2 separate regions of the Mus musculus genome follow, and region 1 is linked to region 2. The links are chromatin loops, found by intact Hi-C in ENCODE. Cell type or tissue: heart. All regions are shown on one strand. Links, peaks and the distances in the headings refer to the core of each region. The heading gives the core; the rest is flanking DNA. Region 1 has its middle 66 kb from the start of Gm40357. Region 2 holds the start of Lrrc4 (leucine rich repeat containing 4).

Evidence for each region. Peaks named below come from ENCODE experiments on the same cell type or tissue, not always from the same donor. Only the 100,000 strongest peaks of a DNase experiment are listed, where the experiment ranks them.
Region 1: it touches region 2 in a loop (1.9-fold over the local background); 4 of 42 quality-filtered maps call a loop at or near these places.

What each region holds. Positions count from the first base shown.
Region 1 is chr6:28,893,487-28,904,066 of GRCm38, forward strand. It overlaps a transcript of Snd1 not described here. Among named protein-coding and RNA genes, the nearest start is that of Gm40357, 66 kb to the right of the region's middle. In heart, for the core only: a CTCF peak has its summit at 5,587 (motif pointing left); DNase peaks (open chromatin) are centred at 2,495 and 5,565; H3K27me3 peaks cover 465 bases.
Region 2 is chr6:28,828,681-28,839,260 of GRCm38, forward strand. All of the region lies in intron 16 of Snd1 (staphylococcal nuclease and tudor domain containing 1), which reads left to right. It overlaps Lrrc4 (leucine rich repeat containing 4), which reads right to left and starts at 3,067. Exons shown (of 1, transcript NM_138682.2): 1 at 1-3,067. The coding sequence starts at 2,934. The coding sequence ends at 976. In heart, for the core only: CTCF peaks have their summits at 4,351 and 8,126; DNase peaks (open chromatin) are centred at 4,541 and 4,621; H3K4me3 peaks cover 2,883 bases; H3K27ac peaks cover 1,870 bases; H3K27me3 peaks cover 3,063 bases.

The sequences.
Region 1 (10,580 bases), core at 1,640-9,639, 66 kb after region 2:
TTTTTCCCTACATCATGGCTCTCACCTTGGTGGATGTCCATCTCCACAAACTTGACCCCTGGGGACCTCCGGGATGAGCTGGGGTCCTGGCTCAGGTGGGAAAGCCAGGGTGCCCTTGTCCATATACAAAGCAGGCAGTTCTTCCTACAGACCTAGAGTCCTCAAACAGTGCCTAGCATGTTCGCAGCGCCTGCAGCCTATGTGGAGCCATTGTGGAAACCAGCACATGTAAAACTATATACGGCTACTTTTACTGCCAGCCAGTAGCAAAGTCTTGGTGGGTTTTGTTTGTTTGTTTGTTTGTTTGTTTGTTTACCTGAAAGTAGGAATGGGCCTGCCTATTCATTTACCATCTCCTGTGCTGCTAGTTGCAGGAAGCTATTGTTCTGAGGGTTGGGGACATTACCTCACAGTGGGGCTCACAGTGGGGTCAGATGAAGGGAGGCAGATATAGTAGGTGGATGAGCAAGCTCTAGCTCAAAGTGATACTGTATGCCCCAAAAGTTCCTTCACTCATGCAAGAATGGGCATCACAGCCATGACCATGTGGCACCATGGAGAAACCTTTTAAAATGTTAAGGCAGCTCTCAGAGGACTTCATCTCACTTAACACCATTATTCAAAGAAAAAGAAAAGGTGGTATGTTACTTAGATACCACATGGTGTCCAAGTTGGGATGTCTTTGGGATTCAAAGTAAATATTTAAAAGTCCATGTGTTTGGACGACCACCACTAGAGTACACTGGAGCATATAGAGACCTACTCATGGATAATAAGCTGAAGAAAGCAGAGGAGAAAGAAAGATGGCTGGGAAGACTGGAAGCCACTGTCCGTCTGGCAAGCCCAAACACAGATCATACGTTTATGTGCTACGTGGGAGCTCAAAGGAAAAGAGACTTCCTGGGAGATGGGGGTAGAAGGACTCATCTGGGGAGCTGTGGCAGGTTTCAAGGGAAGGGGACTTGAGCCAGCAGTACCTGATAAAGTCCAGGGTCTGACAAAGCTCTGTCCTTGGAGAAGGTTGCCCACAGCCTAGTGGCTACAAAGCCAGGGACCGTCATCAACTAGCAAAGCCTCACCTATAGGGAGAAGACAGCTTCGTCCTCCCTTCTCAGGTTGCAGTCTAATTCCAGTTAAGATTACAGATCTTAAGTCTATGTCTTGTGGGTTTCAGCAAACCCTCCACTTGTGCCGCTACCGTGCTGTCAAGCTAGATGAGGTGCATTCCAGTAGCCCCTGCCAAGGTTTTCAACCTTGGTCACAATCAAATGTTGGGGACCCCAGTCTTTTAAGAGACATTTCTCCTGGAACAGTCCTAGGGGAGCAAGGGGCCGTGACATACTGGGGACTTTGCCAGAGCCACTGACCTTGGATCTAAAATTGACAGTGAGTAAGGTGGGATCCTTAGAACCTCACCAAGCTATCACTGGACCCTGGTCAAGACTATCAGGACACGAGGGTCCTGAGGCCTGCCTCGGGGGCTGACAGTGCAGAGCTATCATCCAGGGTCTGTGAAGTCATTATTGGTGCCCTTGGGCAGTGACTGTGCCAGGGAACGGGTACTATTGATGCAAATCAGCGAGCAAGCAATCTCAATCTACAGATGCCATCTGATGTGCTGGCTTGTGTGTCTGGCTTTGCTGTGTGTTCACTCGCCCAGCTCCTCTGGTCAGGAGTGTCTCACTGTAGAGGGAGAGAACTACACTGCAGGAGCCTGAGTCAACCTCCTCTCAGGCTGCCTTCTCTCCCAGCCTGTACTACATACAGCAAGTGGTCAAAGAATTTCAGTTTCAAAGAACGCCTCACTGAGCCTTGGGCTCTGGCCAGAGACTGATCTAGCTAGATGTCAGCCAGAATACACGTGTTCGCACTAGCTGAGAACGTGCAAATGAGGTTTGCCTCAAGGAGCTTCGCAACACGGTGCTCGAGGACATTGCTTTAATGACTGTGTCCTTCGTGTCGTGTACTAGCTGAGGACCCTTAACCCAGCTAATCAGCCTCTCCAGGCTGTTTACTCATCTGTAAGAAGCTGAAGAAAAACAAATTCTTAGGAGTGGGCTGCATGGCTCAGCAGGGAAATGTGCTTGCTTGCCACCAAGCCTAGCATCCTGAAGTCCATCTCTGGGACCCACGTGGTGTAAAGAGAGAACAGACTCTTGCAAGTTATCTGATGAATGCGCGCGCGCGCGCGCGCGCACACACACACACACACACACACACACACACACACACACTTTTAAAAGAATTCTTCGGATTCACAAAGAATTCGGTGAGACATTTGTAAGGCCCTTTGCATAGGAACCAGTGTGATCCAGAACTGAGAAAAACAGTGCAGCCTCCCTTATCCCCAAGTGACCAGTCCCTGGCTTCCTACCCCGGGGGAGGGGGTGGTGAAGCAGCCCTGAACGATCCAGTATGAGGAACTAGTGATGTCATGAAATCTAAACTCATGGGAGCACTGTGTGCCCAAAGCCAGATGGGATCCAGAGTGTTAGGAAAGGAGGTCCCGGGGTGATTTGGCTGAGCCACTAGGACTCTTGGCTGATCTGGAACTACAGAGGTAAGTCAGTCCCTCAACACTGAACATTTGTCCCATGCCAAACACAGTTTAGGTGCTGAAGGAACAGCGGCAAAAGAGACCCTGACCAGTCAGAACCTGCCCATGGACATCGTTCTTGGGACCTAAAATCTGAACCCAGCAGGCATAGGGGTAGGTTACTATTGGGCTGGTGTGTCCTGAGCTGCTTTTCTGATGATAGCCCTGATTATCTGGATCTGATGAGGCCTCACCGATGCATGGGTCCCTCCCAAGAAAGCCCTGCCTCAGACAGCATGGGAATTCAGTGCACATGGGAGCACACACGAAGGCCTCATTGGCTATGAAAGGATCTTGTTTCCAAGGCCAAGGATAAGGACAGCAAATAAAGGGGACCCACATGACCATCCCCCTTCCCCACACTCTGGATGGACACCAATAATTGATGCTGGCTCTCTTTCTGGCATGGCCTTACAGCTGTGTAAAGGGTGCCTACCAGGCACAAACAGAGGTACCATGCCAGGCAGAAATGTTGACACCCGTGTAAGGCACTTTTTGCCCTTCTGTGTTCATTGCCCAAAGCTCTGGGGCCTGAGAGACACCACAGTGAATGAGAGTTAGAAGTATTGCCCTTTATCAGGACAACAGACATGGGGAGGTCAGTACCTGGGTGAGGGTATATACGGGGTATGAGAAGAGATTAGGTGTGAATATAGAAAGCTACATGGAGGCCTGTATTGAACTGCATATGTGAGTTTGACCTATAGAGGTCTGTGTGCAAAGGTGAGCCTGGCTGCACTCACTATTCAGCCTTGAACAGCTGGGGAAAGGCTGTTTATGAGGCCCTCCCTGGGTGCAGCCGTGCACAGACACAATAGGCAGCTTGGTGGAAGTGGGAGCCATGGGCATCCCTGGGCTCTAGCCTGACTGCCTTGTCTCCTGTGCACTGATCTGTGGAGGGCAGCTCCCAGGAGGGAGTCCCGAGGCAAAGATCACAAACAGTGCCATGTCTGATCAATTGATAGTTGTTCCCTGGGGTTCTGTGAGAAAGGACTGGAAGGTCATGCCACAAAGTCAGCTGTCATCAATTATTGATGTCCACCCAGAGTGTGGGAAAGGGACGGTCATGTGGGTCCCATATATTTGCTGTCCTTGGCTTTGTGTATTCATGGGCAGAAGGTTCAGGATTCTGTCAAAAATATCGTTTCCTGGGCAGAGAAGACTCGGTGGGTAAGGGCATTTACCCTCAAGCTGGACCACCTAAGTTCAGTCCCCAGAATCCACATGGCATAAGGCAGACGGACTCTCTGACTCCATACAAATGCTGTGGCTACCCATATACGTAGACAGAAAGAAATGTAATGGCGATTTTTATTTTAAAGACTAGAAACCACACAGCATCCTGAAAGCAGACAGGGGCTTATGAAACAGGGCTGGGAACCTCAAAGCAGTGCTGCCCGGTCCAGGGAGCCCTTACCCTGCCTGGCACTGCTGTCATGTTGCATTTGCCAGGAATGGATCAGTAAACATGGGCTAAGGCCCTCTGCTGTACTGGGCACAGACCCACAGCTGAGTCCATCATGGCTTCTCCCCTATTCGGTAGATGTCATTCGTAGGCTATCAATAATCCACAAGATATTTTCTTGGGGAAGATTCTAAGGACAAGGATAGGAAGTTCCCTAGAAACAAAAACAGTGAAGGTCCTGAACAGAGAGGTGACTGAGTTCGAGCATCAGGCATTAATTGAAGACCCTCACTTCCATTTTGTCTGGTGGGAGCAGGCCGTTCCAGTCAGCAGACACTAGAACAGCTTCCTACACTGGATCAGCCTGTGAGTCATTGCGGGGAGGGGACTTGTTAAAATATAGGCTCTGATCCAGAAAGGATGCTGCAAGGCTAACGGATTCCCCCATTTTTAGTTTTTTTTTGGGGGGGGGGGAGAGTGCTTTGTTTTAAAATATGGTCTTATTGTGTAACCCTGGCTAGCCTGGAGCTGGCAGTGTAAACCAGGCTGACCTCAAATTCGCAGAGACCCACCTCTGCCTCCGGAGGGCTGGGATGAAGGACCTGCCATGTTTCTAACAAATTCAGAGGGTGCTTGGAGCCCCAGGCTCACCATAGGAGGAGTTGTTGCCTTCCTCCCAACAGATCAGAAACTAAGAGCAGGGCGGGGTGTGGGGAGGGATTAAGTAGGGAGTCTGGGGAGTCAGACAAGACCTGAGTTTGGAGGCTGAGAGCAAAGGAAACTCCCTACATGGAGCCAGAAATCTCGGTGCAAGGACCAGACCCTGGCCTGGCTTTCCAAGATAACCTCACCTAGGAAAGGACCCGGCTGCTTAGGAACCGGGGACAGCACAGTGGTGGGTGGCAGAGCTACATTCTAGTGTAAGCTCAATGGATTACAAACCTTCAGATGTCTGTGACTGCAGTTCCAGCTAGTCTCTGTGCCCGGCACTGAACTAAAACACTTAACAGCCGCTCCTACAAGGGAAGACGTTTTGCCCAATTTAACAAATATTCTACAAGATGATCCACCTTTTGTGTCCATCAGCAAGTATTAAGCAAGCAATTATGAATGAGTGAATTAATGTGATTCGTGCAGGTAGATCCAGAAAGGAGAAGCAAGGTGCCCCTCACCCCCATCTTCAATATGATGCCACACTCCTGACCTCCAAACCAGACCGAGGCAGGAACTTAATCTGCACCAGGTGGCCTGGAAGCCTGTAACCAGGCTTTACTTGTTGGGATAACATGCTCCTTTAGCCCTGTGTTGGTCCAGGTTGATGCTTTCCCAAGTCTTTTGAGGAAATCCTAGGCATGTCTGCTGCAGGACCTAGCCAGATTTAGGGATGGTTAGGTCCCCACTAATACAGATAGCTGTATCCACGGGGCTCTTCCCTGTGTGGTGCTCTGTGCCAAACACATCCCACGCCTGTATCCCACCACTGCCCTGCTGTGGCTTTACAGGGTATATTCTGGCCCAAGGTCGCAGACCCGATTCTGAGCCAGGCAACCACGCCCTTGCTCGGGAGACAGCGCCCCCTAGAGGTCCAGGAGAGGCAATGGGATGAGCAGAGTGTGGGGCCATGGATGCCTGGCCTGTTTGTACCAAATCACCAACCTGGGGAGTGGGGAGTCGTGAATGCCACTTCTTCCAAAGACACCCGCTGCTGGGTTGGGAGTAACAGGAAAGAACCATCTGTTCGAGGGTGTCTCTGTGAAGTTAATGTCCCCACAGCCCCAAACCCAACCAAGGTCCCATTCTACAGATGGAAACAGAAGCAACTTGGCCAAAATCGAGGGACACCTTAACGACAAGGAGGGACTGGAATCCCACCCCTTCCTCCCTCAGTATGTCCCTGCCTACAGGAGCTTGCTCTCAGCACCCAGGGGTAACCACTTGGGACCAAGCCTTGGCTAGCTGTGCGCCCTGGGAATCTGGCGATCACCTTGGACCACTGAGCTATGCTTCTGTGTGTGTATGTGTGTGTGTGTGTGTGTGTGTGTGTGTGTGTGTGTGTGTGTGTGCTCGCGCGCGCATGCATGCACACACACATGTCACCCATCCCACCCCCACTCCAGGGGGTTTTGAAGCCCCTGGCCCTCCACCACCTCCCGATCTCTTGCTGCATGGCCCAACCTCTCTAAGCCATGAAATTTTGGTTCTTGCTCCACTTTAACAATGGCACATGACACACCTCAAGGCTGAGGAGCCCCTGTCTACACTTCAGTTGGTCTACACTGCACACGACCCTTTACAATTGACAGATAGACCGACCTGAACTCAGCAAGTGGCCCTCAAAGTGTGGTTCCCAGGTGGCAAGCATCACATTCCAGATTTGCTCCCGATCTGCTAAAAGAAGAACCCTAAGGAGCCCAGCCGATGCTTCTAAAACACACTAATATTTGAGGGCTACTGGCCTACACATCCCTTCACGTACTCACTGGTCTACCCCGAACTGTCAGTAGAAGAGGGGCACCCAAGCACCAGCTGATTATCTGGTCACTTTGGGTTAGCACACAGAGGTGCTCCACACTGGTCCAATGCAGTCTTGGCATCAGGAACCATAGAGTCTGCCTCGGATGCAGGCTAAGAAGGGTCTGGATAGAAGGGAAGGGCTCTCGGGATGGGAAGAAGTTGCCTGGTTTTGCCTCCTGCTTATCCTTAGTTCCCACCCCCAAAACTGGGAAGACAGAGAAGCATCCCTTCTTGGTCCTCACGAGAGGACACTCTGGAAGTGGGGATGGGGTGGATGAAGTCCTGAGTGAATGCATGTTGTTGGCATGAACACAACCCTGTCAAGGACCCAAATGCCTCAGACCCATGGAAATGGCAAAGCCTTCCCCAAGTGAGACTCAGATGACAGAGCCTCCTCTGCTTCAAGTATATTTGTTGACCTTTAGCTAAAATTTCCTTCGCTCAGATGTTTTCAACCTGAAACTATTCCCCTGCAGAGACTTCCCACCAAACTAGCTAAGCCCTCCTGGTGCTGAGTTCCTGGGGTTTGATAATGGGTGCGCTCCATCAGAGTGAGCTCAGCCTACCTCATCCCAGCTTTCTATACGTATGTCTGTTGTTTCTTCCTTCCATCCTGAGTTGCCCCAGTCAAGTTTCCAGGACAGACCCATGCAGGACACAATGCCATCCAGGGTCTTTTGTAGTCTTCCTTTCTGCAGAAGAGCAGTAACAAAAACAGAAGCTTAACTGCAGGGCAGAGCTTTGACAAGGGAGGCCACACATCTGTGTCTCCCTAGTAGAGCTTGTATAGGCTTCTCCTTTGGAAAGAACCCAGACTAAGAAAAGACGGAAGTCCTGGCAGAGAAGCTTTGGTGGGACGTGTGGTCCCCATGTAATGAGGATGGGCAGCATCATTAGCCAGATGGGTCAAGCCAGTGTGGCTTCGGAGCTACAGACCAGAGTCCAGCTTTCCTTGGCTACATTCAGGCAGGCAAAGGCCAAGGAGATGAGGCTGTAATGCACCCTCCAGGGGGGGGGGGGGAGAAACAGAGACCCTTCCCATTCCTATCACACACACACCAGGACTTCAGATGAATATGAAATGCAAGCCTTAATGCCTTCCCCCAAGACTGTGGTATCACAAAGAACCTGGTATTGTTTGATGGCATCCTGGGTGCCCCAGAACCCTGCCTGTCATAAAGTGATAGCTGAAATGTATGCTTTAGCCTTGCTCTGATCTTAGGCAGAATATCTCACCATAAATTGGCATGCCATGGCAAACAATTAAAAGAGAAAAATAAACCTCGGCGCAATCTCAGAGTGCTTGGAAATGAGGAATTACAAGGTGGTGGCATGAAAAAATTATATAAAAATCTATTTTTACATCACAATAATGTGCTTTTATACGGGCAGTAATTTCTGGATGTGCAATAAAGTGGCTTTTACATCAGGCAAAATCAGAGTTTATAGGCAATCGGTGCTTTTATCTGGGAAAATATAACTCACCCTTCTTCACACCATCCATCTTGCAGGCAGCAGGCCTCATCTTCTCCAGCACCAACATTACTGTGAAAATAATTATGCAATTAAAGTGTCAGACCTCTGGCCCCCTAGGATCCCTGCACTACATCTTCCAGCATCTGTCATTGGCTCCTTCCAAAAGTGGGACAAACTATGGGTCCAGACAGGTCAGGGAGAGGCAAACGTTCACCACGGGTGGGCTCAGGGAAAATACTGCAGGCCCAGCAAGCTCTCTGTGATCGTTCGTGTGGAGAGTCGACCTTGGGTCACACACTGGGAGAGGAACCTGGGCACTCAAACTTGGCTTAGAGGCAGGCAGCTCTCTGAGTTCGAAGGCAGCCTGGTCTACAGAGGACGTTCCAGGAGAATCAGGGCTACACCGAAAAACCTATCTCCAAAAGCAACAACAACAAAACAAACAAACAAACTAGAGCTGACAATCCTGTAACCACCATGACTCAGGCACCAGAGTCCAGTCCTTGGCAGAGGAAATCAGTGATTTGAATGGAGCCAAATGAGGGGGATGAGGCAGAGTGGGTCAGGATACTGACCAAAGACGGCTTTGGCCTCTGGAAGCGCATGAAGATAAGTGTCTCTCAGAGGGGAAGCTGCCTCTGGGTATTGTTGACTGGGGATTGGAGGGAGGAGCTAGATCTAGGCTCAAATATCACCCAGACTGGCCTGTCATTTTGTGTACCCCGTTAACACTCTTAGCCAAAATGCCAAGAAGTGATTGTACATTGCTTTAAGTATCTGCCACTGTCACCAGCCAGGTCCCCATGGGAAGCAGGTCACACAGTGCCTTCAGTGAAGGAATGTGCACAGTGATGAGTGAGTAGGGTTTAGGGAAAGAAAAAAGGGATGTTCCAGTAGCCTACAGTGACAAGAGAGAGGCACTGCTGCCAGAGAGGAGAGAGAGAGAGAGAGAGAGAGAGAGAGAGAGAGAGAGAGAGAGAGAGAGAGAGAGAGAGAGAGAGATCGCAAGATGACAGAGGTAAATCCTCATTTCACTCTCCTGTCTCAGGGTCTTCTTCTAGTTCCCCTTCTAACCCCCAGTGCTAGCCCTAAATGGCCACAACCAGTCAGAAAGCCAAGTGAGTCTCCCACACAGTTTAGCTTAGAGGGTCATGAGAGTGGGACTTACCAGGTGGAGCAGGCCTGGGTAAGGGTAACAGGTGGAGCAGGGAGGAGCAGGAGGAGCCAGATGGAGTGGGAGGAGCAGAGGGAGGAGCAGGGGAGGAGCAACAGGAGCAGATGGAATGGAAGGAGCAGGTAGAGTAGGAAGAGCAGGAGGAGGGGGAGCAGAGGAGGAGCGGGAGGATCAGATAGAGTGGGAGGAGCAGGAGGAGCAGATGGAGTGGGAGGAGCAGGTAGAGGAACAGGAGGAGGGGGAGCAGGAGGATTGGATGGAGTGGGAGGAGCAGGAGGAGAAGGAGCAGGTGCAATAGAGTGTGCAAACAGAAGAAACTCGGCATTTTCATAGCCATGGATTTAAGGCAGTCCTTTGAGAATGGAGCAGTATGGTAACACCAATATTTGCTTATATCTTCAAGCCAACTTCATAGGCTTTCTCTTCTCATATCATTGGCTCACCAGAACTTAACCTCAGCATCAATATTAACAGTATGGTGGGACATCATGCTTCATGACTAGGGAGCCTGAATGACAAGTGTGGAAAAGACTCCTGAAGGTAGTTCCTGAGGCTGTGTGCACTCCATCCTCTCCAGACCCACATGTCTGAATACTTGCTACTCAGCAAGTGACAGAGTCTGTAGAACCTTCTAGACATGATGCTTAACTCTGCCCCCAAGGGTTGAGAGTTGCTGACCCTGTCTCAGGCCTGCTGATACAATGTAACGACTGCCCCATTGCCACAGTTAAGAACTACCTGCCGCCATGCCTTTCCCACCACAATAGACTGTGTCCCTGAGCCCGAGCCAAATAAATCCCTTAAGCGATTCCTCTTGAATACTTTATTATGGAGACAAGAAAAGTAACAATTGCAGCATTGCAGGAAGGGCATGGACCAAAGTGACCATTCTAGAATGGAGGTAGCTATGCTGAAGCCAATAAAAGCCAGGCCCACGCTGTAGCCCCGCTGTTTCTGCTCCTGGCAAAGGCTTCAAAGGAAGCCCCAGGAAGAGTCCCATAATGGTTTGGGTCTCAGGGCATCTGTGGCACTGTTTCTTGTGGTGAGGGATGAAGGGCTCTTGCCTAGGAGATTAATCAGGACAACATGCAAACCACAGCAGCCTCTGCACAGTGAGAGGGAAACTGCTCTTCAAGGTTCTGGAAGAGTTAAAGGCAACATGGAGCAGCAAGAGAAAGAACTCTGTAATTCTGAATGAGTCAAGTAGATTAAAAACCACGCACACTCCATTTTGCAAGCATCCTTACAAACCCCAAACACGTGAGAGCAGTTGGCTTTAAGAGAGGGAACTAGGAACACTGGCTCGTGCCTGTAATCTCAGTACTGAGGAGGCTGAGGCAGGAGAATCGCAAGTTCAAGGCCAGCCTGGGCCACATAGCAAGTTTGAGGCTAGCCTGGGCTGCATGAGACCTGTC
Region 2 (10,580 bases), core at 887-8,886:
TTTGAAAAATCATAAAATGTCATCATTGTCTACAATCATTTGTCAGATACCCGGAACAACAGGTGGCCACTGCACAATGCTGATTTATGGCCTCCTGTGAATCATTCCCTCTGCTGCTGCTGCTCTGCTTCCCTTCCTCCTGGGCCGGCCGCACCCCCTTCAGGCCGCCTCCTCCTCCCGGGAAACCCTGAATAGACACATGCCTTGCAGAGTGGGTTATGCCCAACTGCAGGAATCTGGTGCAATGTGAAAGCATTTGATGGAGAGCTACGCCAGCTCCCTTCCTTCCAAGCTGTCTTGAAGCATTGTCAGGGGAGACACATGCCAGTCTGAAGGCACAAACCCAGAGGATTTGCGCACACGTACAAAGAAACAACCTCTGGAAGGATTAGTTGGAATTTTGGTGGTTTTCCTACTTAAAATACATTTACAGATCTATCTTCCCCATTGTCTCTGTAGGGGAAAAAAAATCACCGCTCAACCTTTGGGCACAGTACAAATTTGTGATGCTTTTTAAAATTATTTTGTTTAATAAGATAGATCTGTAAAGACAGCTCTCAGCTTAAGAAAGGTGTCTATAGAAATGGTATTCCTAGATCCTGTAAAGCATCTTCTAAAAATTGACAGATGCAGGCTATCCTCCCTGCCCCCAGCAGCCCACACCCTGCCACTTTAGGGGTGTTGGTTGTTTTAGTTTGTTTTGTCTTAGCAGTTTCCACCTTACAGCAGTTGACTTGAGGCTCCTACCCACAACATTGCCAAGAACCCCTTCCCTCCCCTTTAAATAGAACTTACAAGTTAGAAAATAGTTTTGTTTTCATTTTTTTGTTTTTAAATTTTAATATAATCTTTTTTAACCAGCCCATAGATTTAATATATAAGCATATACAAGAAAAAGTCTCTCCCCACTCTGTACAAAAGTTGCTCTTTTTTGTGCATTCTATTGCATTTTATAAGTTTTTGAGGGAGGGGGAGTCATATTTGAGTTTCCTGTACCTTGTCCTTGGTATGGGTCTGAATTATATAAGGTTCAGAGATAGTGGTGACTGTGGGGTGCAGAGAGTTCCCCAGGCTGTTTTCTGTCCAGTGGGCCCCATGTGCTGGTTTGTAGGTGTTGTAGTTAATATGGTCATGTATTGTGGGCAACACTACTGCCCCCTCACCTGATACACCGGACGGAGCTGCTGTTGCTGCTGCAGGTGCTGCTGCTGGGATGTCTTCATCCACCTGGATAATCTCTACTGTCCTGGCAGCTGTGACTGTACTCCGCTGCTGGTGCCGCTTGCGAAGTTTATAGAAGACAATCAACATGGCAGCAGCTAGGAGAGTCACTGCCACAAAGCAGCCAATGATGATCTTGGTGGTCTTCATGACTTCATCCAGGCTGGTCTGCATCTTGTCAGTGGTATCTGTGGAGGGTACTGGCACCTGCTTGGGCACACGGGTGGTCTGAATGAGCACCGTGGTAGAGGTGGTATATGCCGGCTGGTAACCAGTGGATGTGGTGGGAACAGGCTTGTACTTCCGTGTTATGTCCTCAGGTGATATCTCTGTGGTTTCCACTGTTACAGTGGTGAAGAAGCTGAAGTTGGGGGTGTTGAGCTCGGCCGAGCTCACATTGAGGTAGGCCGAGGCATTGGAGTTGCCTGCCACATTGGTCACCATGCATGTGTATACTCCAGTGTCTATGAGCAGCACACGAGAAAAGTTCAAGGTGCCATCATTGAGAACAGAGATCCGGGGATGCCGGGAGGCGTGGCTGAGCACTGTCCCATTGGGCAGCAACCACTTCACAGAGGACATAGGGGGAGTCCGACACTTCAGTTCTGCCATCCGATCCTCAGAGATATTGAGGTCCCGGGGTGCATCCATGATGAAAGGGGCAGAGCACTGAAAGGCAGCCTGGTCCACCTCTACCAGGTAGCGGCCTCGCATGTGCATGGGAGCATGACAGCGGCCACAGCAGGTGGAATTGGTTGGGATATACTCCCGAAGCCACCAAGCCAGCCACAGAATATCACAATCACAGTTCCAAGGATTGTGGTGTAGGTGCAACTCCACCAGGTATCTCAGGGGTGTGAAGAGGTCATGGGGCAAAGATGAGAGGTTATTGTGGGCTAAGTTGAGTTCCACGAGGGAAGCCAGTCCGTCAAAAGCATTCCGCTCAATCAGGCTGACCTGTGAGTTCATCACCCACAGTTTTTTGAGGGAGCTTAGGCCATGGAAGGACCCAGGCCTGATCTCAGGAAAGTGGTTCCCTGACATCTCAAGCTCCTCGAGCCCCACCAGGGGTGTAAGATTGGGCATATCCTTAATGTTGCACATGCCCAAGTTCAGGTACTTGAGGTTGAACAGCCCCTCAAAAGCCCCCTCAGAGATATACTCCAGCTTCTTGAGTTCCCCCAAGTCCAGACGCATGAGGGAGGGCACCCGGTTGAAGGCATAAGAAGGGATGCTCTCAATGGGATTGTTTCGCAGCCAGAGCTCCCGCAGTTTGGACAGGTACTCAAAGGCCCCACTGGGGATGACTGTCAGCCAGTTGTCGAACAGTTCCAGAGTGTTGAGACTGGCGAGGCCATTGAAGGCCCCCACCTCTATCTGCCTGATGGAGTTCCTGCCCAGCTGCAGGACCTCCAGGTGATGGAGGTGCCTGAAGGTGTCGGCCTGAATCATCTGGATGTTGTTTTCCATGAGGTTGAGATACCGGGTGTTGGAAGGAATACCCTGTGGGACCTCAGAGAGTCCCCGGCGGGTGCACACCACCTTGCTGAACTGGTTACTGCAGGAACAGACGGAGGGGCAGTTTTGGGGCCCGGCTGAAGCGGCAGCAGCGATGGCTGCACACAGAATCCACACTTGCGCCGTGAGGTAGACGACGGGAAGCAGGACGGCATTCCAGGTGTGGTGCACAGTTACCTGCCACAAGAGCTTCATGGTGTGGCACGTTCATAATTCACCATCGCCTGGGATTTTGGCTTGGAAAAGAGAACCAGCCTTACCCCGGCTTAAGTGAGCTAGGAGCTCCTCTTTCCATCTGGAGAAGGAGGTGGGGAGGGGGCGATTAGAGACAAGCAGATCGGCCTAGAAAAACCCTGCGAAACTACTGAGCGGCCCCTCATCTACCAGCCCACCCTCAAGGCCAACCCATAGAAAGCTAAGACTCTCTCCCACGTTGCGACCATCCCCACCCAATTCCCTGTCACCTACCTCGGAAGGAAAGCAGGAAAGAATTAGCGCTGTGTCCTTAAGCTTTCTCCACGAGAGCTGGGCTCATCGTTCCCATTCTGACTTTAGTTTTAATTAACAAAGGGGGAAGTAGTGGGGGCAGGGAGGGCAGAGGGGAGGGGAGGGGAGGGGTAGGGGAGACAAAATGGCTTCTAGTAAATCCGGAGCCGGCGAAGCCGCGGAGTTGAGGCGCGCCAGGGAGAGCCAAGGCCCGGCGGGCTATGCAGGTGCATGCCCCCCCGAGAGCCCGAGGAGCGGCGCCACCAGCGCTTCCCTGCTTTGTCCTTGGACCCTGGCACCAGCTTGTTCCAGTCGCGGGAGAAGGCGCTTCATCGCCAAAGTGTGTCTCCAGCCCCCAGCCCTCTCCCTGGGCCGCCGCGGGGGATGGGGGTGCGGGGGCGCTCCCGAAGCCGCCCAGGCCGCGCTCGCTGGTTGCTGCGCTGCTCTCCACTCTGCTTTCCCAGCGTCGGCCGCCCAGAGCTGGCGGCAGCTGATTGCAGTCGTGAGCTCGCGGGGCTGCGAGAGTTAAGAGGTGTTCGCTGCGCCTTCGCCCTCCCTAGGCACACACCCCCTTTTCTCTTCGCCTCTTCTCGGAAGGGTTAAAAAGACAAAAACTGGGCTCAGTTCTCCAGTCCCGCCGTCTGCTGGTGCGGGGAGCGGTAATCCGTCCAGCCCCAGAGGGGCAGCGGCGTGGACGTGGTGCTGGGACCCAGTCCGCGAACGGAGGAGCGCGCAGCGCCCGCGGTCGCGCCCGCACCGCAGGCCCCTTCAGGGAGTCCGGGGGCGGGCGCGGGTCCGGCAGCGGCGGCGGCCGCAGCCCCCGGCAGCGCGCAAGCGCCCGCCGCCGCCCGCCACTGCTGGGCTCCCGGCGCGCCGCCGGCCCCGGCTTTGTGCGGAGAGTGCGAGTTCGCCGCTGGGCTCCCGGAGCCTTCAGCAACGGAGCTGCCAGCGGGCTGCTGCAGCGGCCAGAGCGCTGGCGACGGCAGCGTGAGCAGTGGGGGTAGCGGCTGCGGGAAACGCTCCGAAGCCGGTGAACATGGTCCCCGCTGGCTAGCGGCGGCGGTGGCAGCAGCGGGGCCCCTGCGCTCGGCGCCCACCGTCTCCTCCTCGCGCCGGGCTCGCGGTGTTGCAGGTGGCAGCCACGCAGACTGCTCTCTCATCCTTTTGTCCTTCAGTCAGAACGTGAATGTACTGCTGACGCATACTGTTCTAGGGAGAAGATTAGCGTGATGCAGTGCTCTTATGTATTAACACCGCTCTCCCTCTGCCGCCTGCCCTCAAGGGGTTAACGCCGCGCCTTCCAGCACGCGCTGGCTCGCGCCGCGCAGCCCCGAGTCGCGGAGGGCTGCCTGCCTTCCTCGCTTCTTCCTTCCTTCCTTCCTTCCTTCCTTCCTTCCTTCCTTCCTTCCTTCCTTCTTTTTCCCCACCCCCCTCCCCCCTCCCCCGCAGCTTCCTCCCCGCCCCCTCTAGACGATCGGAGCGGCCCGAGCGGGCGAGCGGGCGAGCGAGTCCGAGTGAGCGTCAAGTGAGGGGCTGCGCGCTAGTCGCAGGCGTTCGCAGCTATTTTGGTCAGGTCGGAGCGAGTGGCTGGTTGGCCGCTGATAGGCTGGAGCCGTGCGGGGCTGCAGCGGAGACTGCGCGGCCCCCACCCGAGCCACCCAGCACCCTACAGCCGTGGACTGCTGGGCTCAGGGGCCCGGGTGCGGCGGCCCTCGGTGGGGCTGCAGCAGTTGGCCGGCCTCCTACGAGCGCCCGCGTCATCCGCACCCCCGCTGAATGCTGACGGGGTGCCTGGCTGCGCGGCCAGAGTTTGGATCTGCAGGATGGTGGGGACCTAGGGGCAGGCAGCCGAATCCACGCAAGGGCTGCGTTGAGTCAGAAGACCAAAGTCTATGCTTCGCCTTACTCTGTGCCTGTCCTTCCAGTCCCCTCTCTCGAACATTTTCTTGCCCCCTCCCCTCTCCCACAGTAACTAGGGCTTTAAATGATAGTTTTCTTAATGAGGGCTGTGGGGGCGGGAAACAGTGGGAAGAAAGACCAAATTCAAGGAGTCGGGGAAATGACAACCTGGGGAGGATTGAGGTGAGTTCTGAGAACCCATGGTGCAGCAGCCCGTGGTTCATTCATTGGGGAGCTGCCTGCAGCCTTGCCTCTCAGATGCCCCCTTCCCCTCCCCTGTATGCAGGGGCCAGTAAGGTAATTTATGCCTTCTGCCCCTGGAGCTGCACCAGCCTCTCTCTGGGAGTCCCTTAGCAGCTTGCTGAAAGGGGAGTTCTGGTCCCTGCTTTGACAGGCTATTGTAAAAGCATAGGTCAGCATTTGCCAACTCATTTCCTCCATAAAAGAACCTCTTTTCTCAACCATGTGAGGGTGAAACAATCTATAGATTAGCACTGTGCTGTAGGTCCAGTAGAATCACTGAGATCCTCCCAGCTTTTGCCTGTTATCTAACAAGTGTGTTGTTTAACCCCATTGTTCCCACGTGGGCTGTTACTTACGGATGAGGACCCCAGGATTTCCCAACTTCCTGAACTCTACCACAGCCATAATCTCAGTATTATCTGCTTCTTCAAACCCTAAACCTTCTCCAAGTCCTAGAAAGTTCCAATGTCCACAATTTTGTATTCCTGTCCTTTACCAAGACCGTGACATTTATATTCGCTGTCAAGGAAAAACATTAGCATGATATTTTTGAGCCATTTCTTTATGATTCATTTTATGAATGGGTAGAATAAAGTATGTGACTAGAGTCCCACATATACTAAGTTGTAGCACCAGGATTTGAACCCTGACAAGCCCCACACAGATTGGTGTCAGGGCTCTTGGGCGTAGGCATGATTCCACAGAGTGTTCTTACAGACTAATGCAGTCAGACTTCACCCTCCACTCGCTAGTCCTTGTTAGGGTGTTTGTGTGCCCACCATGCTAAGAATGTACCTGCGACTGCTCTGGTGAAGAGACTGCCCCCTGTTGTCTCCATTTTCCAGGTAAAGCACTTGTGCCAGATAGTGACAGTCAGCTTTTCAAGTCAGTCTTCAATTCATGAGACCAGTGAGTTCATCCCTAACAGAATATCCACTGTATCTACTGCCCAGGCCAGTGGTGGAGGCAAGGTTGGGGAGAGACTGAACATTCAATCAAGGGTATATGAGAAATCAGAAAGAGCATGAGAGAAAGGACTAAGAAAGTCAGTCCTACAAACGTATCACTTGTGATGAGAGATCAGAGGGAGAAATTAGAAACTGAGGTAAGCCCTACACTCATGCTAAGGTCTAATTCCAGTTGACTCTGCAGTGGCTTTCCCCTTGGAGACAGGGTTTTGTTTTAAAGCCTAGACTGGCCTTGAATTCATAGCGATCCTCTAGCCTCAACCTTTCAACTCTTGTAATTCCAGGCATGTGCCCCAATCCTTTGAATTCCTCATTAAAGCCCGTGTGTAAGAAGGATGTCACTGTCTTGTGGGCCCAGGAAATGTGAGCCTGGTACACCAGGAATCTGTGGGGAAAGCTGTCGTTGACCCAGCTGCAACTAAGCAGGGAAAGTGTTGTGTTATTGGGGATATTGGGGGTGGGTATCACTAGGGAATGGGTGGCACACAGGAGTATGGTGCCTCTCTCTCCTTTCAGGAAAAGGGGCTCTGCCTGAACTGGTTTCCTGCTTGTGTAGGCAAACTGGGGCCCCATCTGTTCAGCTGCTGCCCCCACATTGTAAAGGTAGATGGGAGGGAGGGTGGGCTGAGTTGGATTAAATCACTACTAGGAACAAGATTATCTCGTAGTAAATGAAGTCGGTGCTGATTAGAGTAAATGTTCCCAAATTCAGTGGAGTGCTACATGGGATTGCTTTACCCTTTATGGGCCAGCTAGGCCACAGAAGTTCCTGGAACCTACAGAGTAGACTAAAGAAGAGGCTGTCAAACCTGCAGTTCACAGTCCTCCTGACCTGAAGCAGTCTTCCAGCGTCTTACTGAGTTTCCTCTGGTATTTTGCCCCTCACAACTAGTAGTTCTGGCTGGTGCCTGGATCTGTAGTAGTACCACTAAGAAATAAGAGAAGGCAGTTCACATTTAAATAAGGAACACTGCAGTGGACTGAGAACATGGGCAGTTTCACATAGGCACTGTTAAAAGAATGCTAAAGGTGTGTTCAAGAGGCTGGCCAAAGCCTGGGTCAGCAGCTCAGTTTTGAAGAATGGGCCTTGTACTGAAGTTGGGATGCCTGCGTTCTGGTTGTTGTTTCAGATTAGATAGAATGTATAATGAAGTATGCCTTGATTTATGAAATCAAGGAGATGGGCTAGAAAGTTTCACTTACTTCTCAGAGTCCATGACTTTCCCTCCTTTTCAGACAGGCAGCTTTGGGAAGAAGGCTGATCCTTTGGGGTTGTAGCCTTGGAATTAGGCTGTGGAGCTGAGGAGAGAATGTTCCCTTCAGTTTAGTATAAACATCCACAGGACTGGAATAGAGCTGATCACAGATCACAGCATGTTCATTTTTAAAGAATCCTTAAGAGAGATCATATTGACTTGGCCTCTCACTTTATTGATGTTAAGGAAACTCAGAAAGGCATGGTAACTTCCCTAAAGTCACATGACTAGTTAATATCAAAGTCTGTCCCTCTGAGTTCCTTCTATCAGTATGCTGATATGTGGCTAATTGGCCTTTAAAGCCTGGGCTTGAAGATATTATCAAATGCTTGCTCTGTATTCTTTGTGAGCAGACATGTTCTATGCTTACTGTTTTGGGGGTAAAGGTGGAGTTTTGATAGTGCTAACATGCCATTTCATATGACTTGGGATTCTGATAAGAAGTCAAAGGAATGTTCATGTAGAGGGACCCAGGGCTGCCAGGCTGGCCCACTCCCTACTTTGCAAATATGTCTGTCCCTGAGGCATTATCCTCAGCAGCCACTAGATGTCCATAATGCCTCATGGGGTTTGCAAGTAACAGCAGGGTACCATCTTGCTTCTAATATACTTTTGGGTTTCTTCTGGGGAGGTCCAACAAGAACAGAATCAGAGTAAGGGCAAGAAAAGGAAGAGATTTGAGAGACAGGAATAAAGAAGGAAAAATAATATGAAAATTGTTCTCCAAAGAGACAAGGAAAGATATTAGTTGGTGAATTTGCAATGATAAAAAAAAAATGTAAGAAATGTTCCATGTAGGAGTGCTCATGGCCTCCTGTCCAGTGCAGTGACTGAGCTTCTTCTCTGGAGTCACCTGGCCACTGAAGATTCTGTTCCTCTTAGAGGAGGCTCCCTTACTGCCTCTGATCCCCTAGTGAGGCTCTGCTGCGATTGCCCACAGTCATCAATAGGATGTATTTCTTCCTTGAGTGGATGGTCCAGGGCAACACAGATGCTCTGAAAGTTGTTTTCTCTAGAAATCTCTGCTCTTTTAAAGAAAGTGAAGGGAAAAGCTTTAAACTAAAGAAGGAGGAAGTCAGGCCGGAGAGAGGGCTCAGTGGTTAAGATTGCTCTTCCAGAGGTCCTGAGTTCAATTCCCAGCAACCACATGGTGGCTCACAACCATCTGTAATGACATCTGATGCCCTCTTCTGGTGTGTCTGGAGAAAGTGACAGTGTACTCACATAAAATAAATAAATCTTTAAAAAAAAAAAAAAGGAAGAAGAAGTCAAAGTGGGCTGGGACGATAGCTTTGTAGTAGATCTCCAACATGGCATCTCCAGTGCCTTAGATTCTGTCCCCAGGATTGAAGGTGGCAGGGTTGAGGCACTCCATAGAGCCTAGCAAGAGCCATTTTCTAAAACTTCATCTGAAATAAGACAAGGTAGCTGATAACCATTACAGAGCGCTGGGCTTATGATATAGCTCAAGCCTATCAAAAGCACTGCATTAACTAGCCATGATAGAGCACACCTATAACCCCAGAATTCAGTTCACAGTCATCCTACATAGCAACTTTGAAGCCAGCCTGGGATATATGAGACTCTGTCTAGAGAAAAAGAAAGGGAGGGAGGGAAATTACATGGAGCTGGACAGATTACAAAGGCTTCTTTCTCTACTGAGACTTTCTCTACTGAGACTAGTTTCACCAGGGCTGGTGGTGCCTTTGGGCTGGAGTGAAAAGCCAGGCCTCCTGCTTGCTAGCTGGCTCTTCCTTTCTTGAGAAAGTAAGTTTGGGGTACCATTCTTGCCACAGTCACACATAAGGGCCAGCAATCAAAGATGTCCAGTAGAACACCTATGAATACCCCTTCCCTCTTTGCAGATACACTGGCCCATCCAGGCCCAATGGTTTGCTTTCTTTAATAACCTGTATATAGAATAACTTTAGTAACATTTTCTGGTTGTTGATAGGTACTTAAGGCTGTAAACACAGCACTGAGCTAAGAAACCATTAGATTCACTAGTTTATATGTGGATTTAAGAAGTTTTGTTATGGTTACAGAAGTAATGAGTGTCTTAATTTCTTGTGGGTTTTTTTTTTTTTTTTTTTTTTTTTTTTTTTTTTTTTTTTTTGGTTTTTTGAGATAGGGTTTCTCTGTGTAGCCCTGGCTGTCCTGGAACTCACTTTGTAGACCAGGCTGGCCTCGAACTCAGAAATCCGCCTGCCTCTGACTCCTGGGTGTTGGGATTAAAGGCCTGCGCCACCACGCCCAGCAGAGTGACTTCATTTCTTTGGCTGCCATAAAAACATTTCCACATAATAGTCAGTGACTTCAGCCACCAAATTCTCTTGGAGATTTAGGAGCTCAAAGCTCTTAGTCTAGTAAGGCTTTGCTCCTTGAAGAATCTTGAGTGGCCTTGACTTCTGGAGGCAGCCCTTGTCTTGTCAATGTGTCCCCTTAGGCTCTGCCTCCATGGTCACACTGTCTCATTTTCTTCTTTCCTGTCTGTAAGTTAGAGGGACACTTCTGGTTGAATTTAGGGCCCACCAGGATAATCCGTGCAAACTAGGTTATGAATCAGGGTTCCACACCTAAAATTAATTGCTTCACAGATGCGCATGTGATGTATCTGTTGAAGCTACTCATGTACCCTAACTACAGTCTACAAGATTACACGCAGTGTGTACATGTACATGCCGTCAAGTGTTAGAGCACAGTGGTGGCCATGAGGAATCTCTGGAATCAGACAAACTTGAACCTGAATCTCAGATAGGCTTTGTACTGTGTATGTGTAAATCCTTAAGCTTCAGATCCTTCCTGTGTAAAGTAGTCAACTTCTTTTATCTTATTGGAGTACAAGGAAGTTTTGGAATTCATGACCGTCTCAGCAAACACTAATAATAGTATGTATTGTTTTTGTTTGTTTTATACAGATTGATTGATTGATTGATTGATTGATTTTGAAGCAGGGTTTCTCTGTGTAGCTCTAGCTGTCCTGGAACTC